2 separate regions of the Homo sapiens genome follow, and region 2 is linked to region 1. The links are chromatin contacts, found by Hi-C in ENCODE. All regions are on one chromosome and are shown on one strand. Each heading gives the region's core, a stretch centred on a gene start or an enhancer-like site at or near the end of the contact. The rest is flanking DNA. Distances are from core to core; before and after follow the strand shown. Region 1 holds the start of FRMPD2 (FERM and PDZ domain containing 2). Region 2 overlaps WDFY4 (WDFY family member 4).

Evidence for each region. Hi-C counts contacts between places; a loop is a spot of excess contacts on that map. Pooled maps may share reads with other maps.
Region 2: a loop to region 1 is called in a map with no recorded cell type, with 4 times the contacts of the local background. The contact joins the enhancer-like site here to the promoter of FRMPD2 in region 1. A Hi-C loop is called at or near these places in 3 of 37 single-sample maps with no recorded cell type and 3 of 50 pooled maps.

The regions. Positions count from the first base shown.
Region 1 is chr10:48,272,931-48,276,060 of GRCh38, reverse strand. FRMPD2 (FERM and PDZ domain containing 2) reads left to right here and starts at 1,365. Exons shown (of 29, transcript NM_001018071.4): 1 at 1,365-1,518. The coding sequence starts at 1,494.
Region 2 is chr10:48,798,628-48,801,833 of GRCh38, reverse strand. The region is part of intron 24 of WDFY4 (WDFY family member 4); the gene reads right to left. Among named protein-coding and RNA genes, the nearest start is that of WDFY4, 120 kb to the right of the region's middle. Within about 2 kb of position 1,438, at least 10 of the 41 ENCODE cell types and tissues checked have a DNase peak (open chromatin) inside an H3K27ac peak, as active enhancers do.

The sequences.
Region 1 (3,130 bases), core at 116-2,615:
ATACCTTTTGTCACTTAAAGAATTTTCTAGGCAATTGTTATATGCCAGCACACACAGATCTACTTCCTTCCTTTACACAGCTGCATAGCTGGTTTTCTACTGTGTGTGAACTACAATAATCACTGTTGATGGGCACTTCAGTGGCTTTCAGTTTTCTGCTACTACCAAAATACACTGCAAAGAGCATCCTTTCTCAGATGCTTTGGTGAACTTTTGCAAGAATGTCCATGGGGTTACTTCTTAGCAGCTGGGTTTACAAAGGATATGTACATTTACAAATTTGATGAATATTACCAAATTCCCTGCAGAGAAGTTGCACTTATCTGTAATCTCACTATTGGCATATGAGAGTACTCATTCTCCATGCCCTCACCAGCACTGAGTTTCATCAGATTTTTTTTTCGAGACAGAGTCTCGCTCTGTCACCCAGGCTGGAGTGCAGTGGCCCGATCTTGGCTCACTGCAAGCTCCGCCTCCCAGGTTCACGCCATTCTTCTGCCTCAGCCTCCGGAGTAGCTGGGACTACAGGCACCCGCCTCCAGGCCCAGCTAATTTTTTGTATTTTTAGTAGAGACGGGGTTTTGCCATGTTAGCCAGGATGGTCTCGATCTCCTGACCTCGTGATCTGCCCGCCTTGGCCTCCCAAAGTGCTGGGATTACAGGCATGAGCCACTGTGCCCGGCCTCAAATTTTAGTATTTTATTCTGTAGTCAGGCAAAAACTCATGTTTTCTTTTTAAATAAATACGTCTCAGTTTTGACACTGCTATTGATTTAAAGGGCTTGAGAGATCTGTTCTTTTGCCCCTTCTACTACAGAGCTATGATCTACTTCTTGCTGTTCCCCATCTCTGCTGGTTCCTTTCTGAATCCAAGCACCAGAAAGAGTAAGAATTCCTTTCCCCCTTTCTCTAACCACATTTTTCTTGCTTTCTCACAGACAGATCCAGGTTATCATTTCCTCCTGCTGCTTTCACATGGTTCCCTGTCCTGTTGGTTGCAGGTCCAATGTCTGACACTATGAAAGGGCATGGAGGACTCTTGAGTTGATGACACTAAGCCTCTGCTCTGGGGCTGCCCCCAGTTCCTTGCAGAGCTCTTTCTTTTGATTGGGCCAGGAGATAAAGAGACATCAGCGTAAAAGCCCTGCTGAGCAGCAATCCCATTGCCTTCAGTGGCACCTAATCCACTTGAGCTCTTCCTGGCTCTCTCACGGGTCACTGGCTTTGAGGACGCAGGCTGCTGGGGTGGCAGTGCCTGCTAACAGGCCAGAGACTGCGCAGGACCCAGGGAATGAGAGTGGTGGCAGGAAAGGGAAGGGGCCTTGTTGACTCACTCGCTGGGCAGCAAGTGCTTAGTGACAAGCAGTAAACAAAGACAGCGGCAACAGTGCTGGTGGCAGGGAGCTCCGCGGACAGACTTGCAAGAGACCCCTGCTCCTTGTTGGAAAGTTGTCCCATGATGAAGGCCTAGACCTGGTCACGGAGACTTTTGGATGCAGCCTTTAACGAAGGACGCAGGTATTCCTTGGCATCATTCAGTTTTCTCCTATAAATCTGGTCAGGGAAAGGGCAAACTTCTTACTGGGTCTAGGTATCCGGAATAAGAAGAACACAGCTGGGCAAGGACCTGTGTCAGTGCCCTTTGTGGTATTATTTGGAGTATTATTTGTTCCAGGCCATTGGCTAAGCCTGATAGACATTGTATTTGTTTTTTAGCAATAAAGAATGGGCTCAGAAGAGAAAACATGGACTTTAGAATCAGACCACCCCTTGTTTGAATCACTGCTTTGCTATTCAGCATCTGTGCAAATTCAAATGACTCTTTTAACTTTCCTAAGACTCGTTTTTCTTACCTGTAAAATGGGGATAATAATGCCCCATGCGTTACGATGTTGCTGAGGATTCATGGGGTGACACGCGTAAGGCACTTAGAACATACTTGGAGCATTTGAGTAGCCCAGTAAATCATGGCTGTCACTATCTTTCAGAAGCAAGTGTTTTGGTTATTGCTTAAAGAGTATCAGTGGTTTAAAGTAAGAAGACTCAGGGTATGCCTAGCTGACTTCCAGAAAACAATGGAAAAGAAATGATTCACCTGGCTTTATTTGTATGCTTAAAGGAAAGAAAAAACTCAGTTGAGGTTTTCAACAGTGTAAACAACTTTTTTTTTTTTTTAAAGCAACAATTGAGTTCAGAGATGAGTCGTGTCTATTTCTCCTGGCTAAATCCTGTGATTTGCTATAGGCTGTAGCTGAAACCAATTAAGTAGTTCATTAATTCAACGAGAACTTACTTGGTATCTCCTGGGGCCACATGCCAAATGCTGGGGATGTCTCCCCCAGCCCAGAGGATCTTCCAGGTTGTAGGACAGTGGGGGTCGGGGGGCAGAATGCTGGACCTGCATGAAAACTGGCGGTGATAGCAAGTGCCGAAATGGAGGTGGCACGGGCTCCTGGGAGAGGTGTTGCTTGAGCATGGCTTTAATGCTAAGCGAACACTAGCAGGAGTTGGGAGCAGGGGGATTGGAAAAGGCATCCCAAGCAGAGAAAAGCACATGCAAAGGCCCAGTGGCATGAATAAGTAAAGCATGCTCTGGGAACAGCAGGCAGTTTGGCCTAACTTTAGTAAAGTGGGAACAGGGGAATCTGATAAGAAAGGAGGCTGCAGAGGTGAACAGGGGAGAGCAAGGAAGGCCTTCTATGGCCCAGAGTTCACTCAGAAGGTCCCAGATAGGCACTGGTAGTTTTAATGAAGGATGTGTCGTGTCTGCATTTAATATTAAGAAGATTAATCTAGTAGCAATATGGGTGTGGGATTGGAGAGGATGAAACCTGGAATGATGACAGATGGCCTAACCTAAGAAAACAACAGTGGAATGTAGAGAAGGGGAGGTCTCCAAGCTGGTGCTGCCAGCACTGTGAGCAAAAACAAATACATATGCATCTAATAAGTTCATTATAAATTTTACTGATATGAAGGATGTATATTGCACAATTTACAAGTAATAAAATATAAAATACTCTTTATTACAAATTCTATATAGCCATTTGATTCTCACAGCATGCATTTGTTGATTTTTGCTGAACTCTTATACCCTTGGTCAGCCTGTTTGCAATTGACCACTGAATGT
Region 2 (3,206 bases), core at 189-2,688, 530 kb before region 1:
AGAACCCCAGTGAACACAAGTTTATCGGGAGGCCTGTGAAGGTAGAGACTGTCCCTCTTTAATCCCTGGAACCTAGCATCATACATGCCACTATCTTTCGTAAAGATGCATTACATTTTTTAAAAGAATGAGTGGATACAAAATAAAATAAAATGAGTGGATTGTTCTTCCGCCAGGAAAAGAGTGACAGATTTCCTGCTTTTTTAAGCACAGCCACTGCCCAAAGGCACACACAGAGGTGGGCCAGCTGCCATTTGGGACAGCTGGTATTGATGAAGGCAGCTCTAGTGAAAACATGGGTATCCAGCATGGCACCCCAACATACATGTCTGTAGGGCTCCAAGAGCCCTGCACACTTAGGATATTGATTCATGAAGGCAGTCATTCAACAAATGATATGCCAGGCCTGGGGCTAAGGGCTGAGAGAACTAAGAAAGTCAGATGTGAACCCACCAGTACAATAAGGTGCACCTTTTACACTTCCCACAAAAGTTCCAGCCTCTCACATTTCCTTTCCAGAACACAGCAACAATAATAAGTTGCCACACCCATTTGAGGCTGCCTAGCTCATCAGGAAATTACATAATGCCAAATGTCAGAATTTTGGGAAACATGAATAACTGAATCTTTTGATTGTTATTCTGTGTCACATAAGCCTGTACTAAGGACTATATTAAGATGTCTGGATTAGATTTGTTTGAGTATGGACTGTATAATGTGTCAGGTGTTGCTCTCTCCCCACCCCTGAGATGACTGTACTCTTAGAAATGAACTAGTCAGTTCCTTCTTTAAGAAACCAGAGGCTGGGTATGGTGGCTCATGCCTATAATCCCAGAACTTTGGGAGGCCGAGGTGGGTGGACCATCTGAGGTCAGGAGTTCAAGACCAGCCTGACCAATATGGTGAAATCCCTTCTCTACTAAATATAAAAAAATGAGCCTTATGTGGTGGCACGTGCCTGTAATCCCAGCTACTTGGGAGGCTGAGGCAGGAGAATTACTTGAACCTGGGAGTCAGAGGTTGCAGTGAGCTGAGATCGCACCACTGCCCTCCAGCCTGGGCAACAGAGTGAGACCTCATCTCAAAACAAAAAAAAAAAAAAAGAAAGAATGAAAGAAAGAAAGAAAGAAAGAAAGAAAGAAAGAAAGAAAGAAAGAAAGAAACCAAAACCTAAGACTTAGAAGCCCACAACTTCCTGTTCCTCCCTGATTCTCAACTTTCTGTCCAACCCTGCCTTACAACTTCCTATCCAACTCTGTCTTACAACTTCCTGTCCAACCTTGCCTCAACAGCTTCCTGTCCCTCCTTCCCTCACAACCTCCTGTCCCTCCTTCCCTCACAAATTTTTGTCCCTCCCTGCTTCAACAATCTCCTGTACCCACCCTCCCTCACAGCTTCCTGTCCATTCCCTTCTCAATGACTTCCTGTCTCTCCCTTCCTCACAACTTCCTCTTCCTGTCTGCTTCACACCAGTCATCACGGATCCCACCGTTTCTCCTGTGATCCACTCTCTTGTCTCCAAACCCTCTGAGGATGTGTCTCATTAGCAGTTTCTTCTCCCACTACTATTTTAACTGTCTGGTTTTTACTGCGTCTTCTCCTTCAACCTACAAACAGACTTAAGTCTCTTCCATCTTAAAACACGAAACCGGCTGGGCGCGGTGGCTCACGCTTGTAATCCCAGGGCTTTGGAAGGCCAAGGTGGGCGGATCATGAGATCAAGAGATCAAGACCATCCTGACCAACATGGTGAAACCCCGTCTCTACTACAAATACAAAAATTAGCTGGGCGTGGTGGCACATGCCTATAGTCCCAGCTACTCGAGAGGCTGAGGCAGGAGAATCACTTGAACCCATGAGACAGAGGTTGCTGTGAGCCGAGATTGTGCCACTGCACTCCGGTCTGGCAACAGAGTGAGACTCTGTCTCAAAAAAAAACAAAAAACAAAAACCCAAAACCAAAAGTTCTGAAACTTCCTCTCTGCTATTTTCCAAAGTCCACTGACTGCCTCCACTTTCAGTCTCCCCACACTTCCCCTTAATTCTTTGTTTGTTTGTTTGAGACGAAGTCTCGCTCTTGTCGCCCAGGCTGGAATGCAATGGCATGATCTCGGCTCACTGCAACCTCCCCCTTATGGGTTCAAGTGATTCTCCTGCCTCAGCCTCCCGACTAGCTGGGATTACAGGCGCCCGCAACTATGCCCACCTAATTTTTGTATTTTTAGTAGAGACAGGGTTTCACCATGTTGGCCAGGCTGGTACCGAACCCCTGACCTCACGATCCACCCGCCTCGGCCTCTTCGTGCTGGGATTACAGCCATGAGCCACCAAGCCCGGCCGTTTCTCCTTACTTCTGAGTGGCTTCTGACCCCACAACTTACTTGTCACTAAGTCTGTCAGTGACCTCCAATGGGCACGTACAGTGCACACATCCCTTACCTCACTTTACTTGGTGTAGGCAGAACATGACATTTGGGAAACATTTTTCCCTTTTTGAAATTCTCTCCCCTCAATCTTTTAAATTTTATTTTGTTTCATTTCATTTTGTTTCACTTTGCTTTGCTTTTTAGCATCTGGTTCTTATTGGTGGTTTATTTTCTTAAATCCAGCTTTAAAAGCACCAGATCTCCTGAAGAGGGTAGTTTTATTCAGGGTGGGGTGGGGTAGGGTGGTGTCCATGGCCATTCTAGTAGCAGGCAATGGAGCATGATGGGTTCCTGCATTAGTAATTCCTGGGCCATGCTGGTGGCCAGGACACCTTGGAGCCAGACTGGCTGAGCATGGCCACAGCACTTCAGAAGGGGCAGCAGCGGTTGCAGTCAAGACACATTATCTTATTTAGTGGGGTTTTATGGCCATTTATGTACATCTTCTTTCCCCTTGTGCACAGGGAGCCCATTCTCCAGGCCATGCTGGCTTCCTCCACAATCCTCTTTTCCAGCTTCAGATCCAGGACCAGGACATTCATCTTGGCCTGGTTCAACTGGCTAATCTCATATTTAGGGCTCTTATGCCTATATTTACAAATAAGATTAGCCTGTACTTTTTCATTTTCTGTTCTGTCCTTTTGTGTTCTGCCATCAAGATTAGCTCGTTAAAGAAGCTAGAAAGAACCTATTTCCTGACTGGTGGAATTTCCCTATGAGTGCCCAGCCTGGCGTTCCCTTCTGGTTGTTGTTTATGTCAACAGATTTTAAACCAGTGAC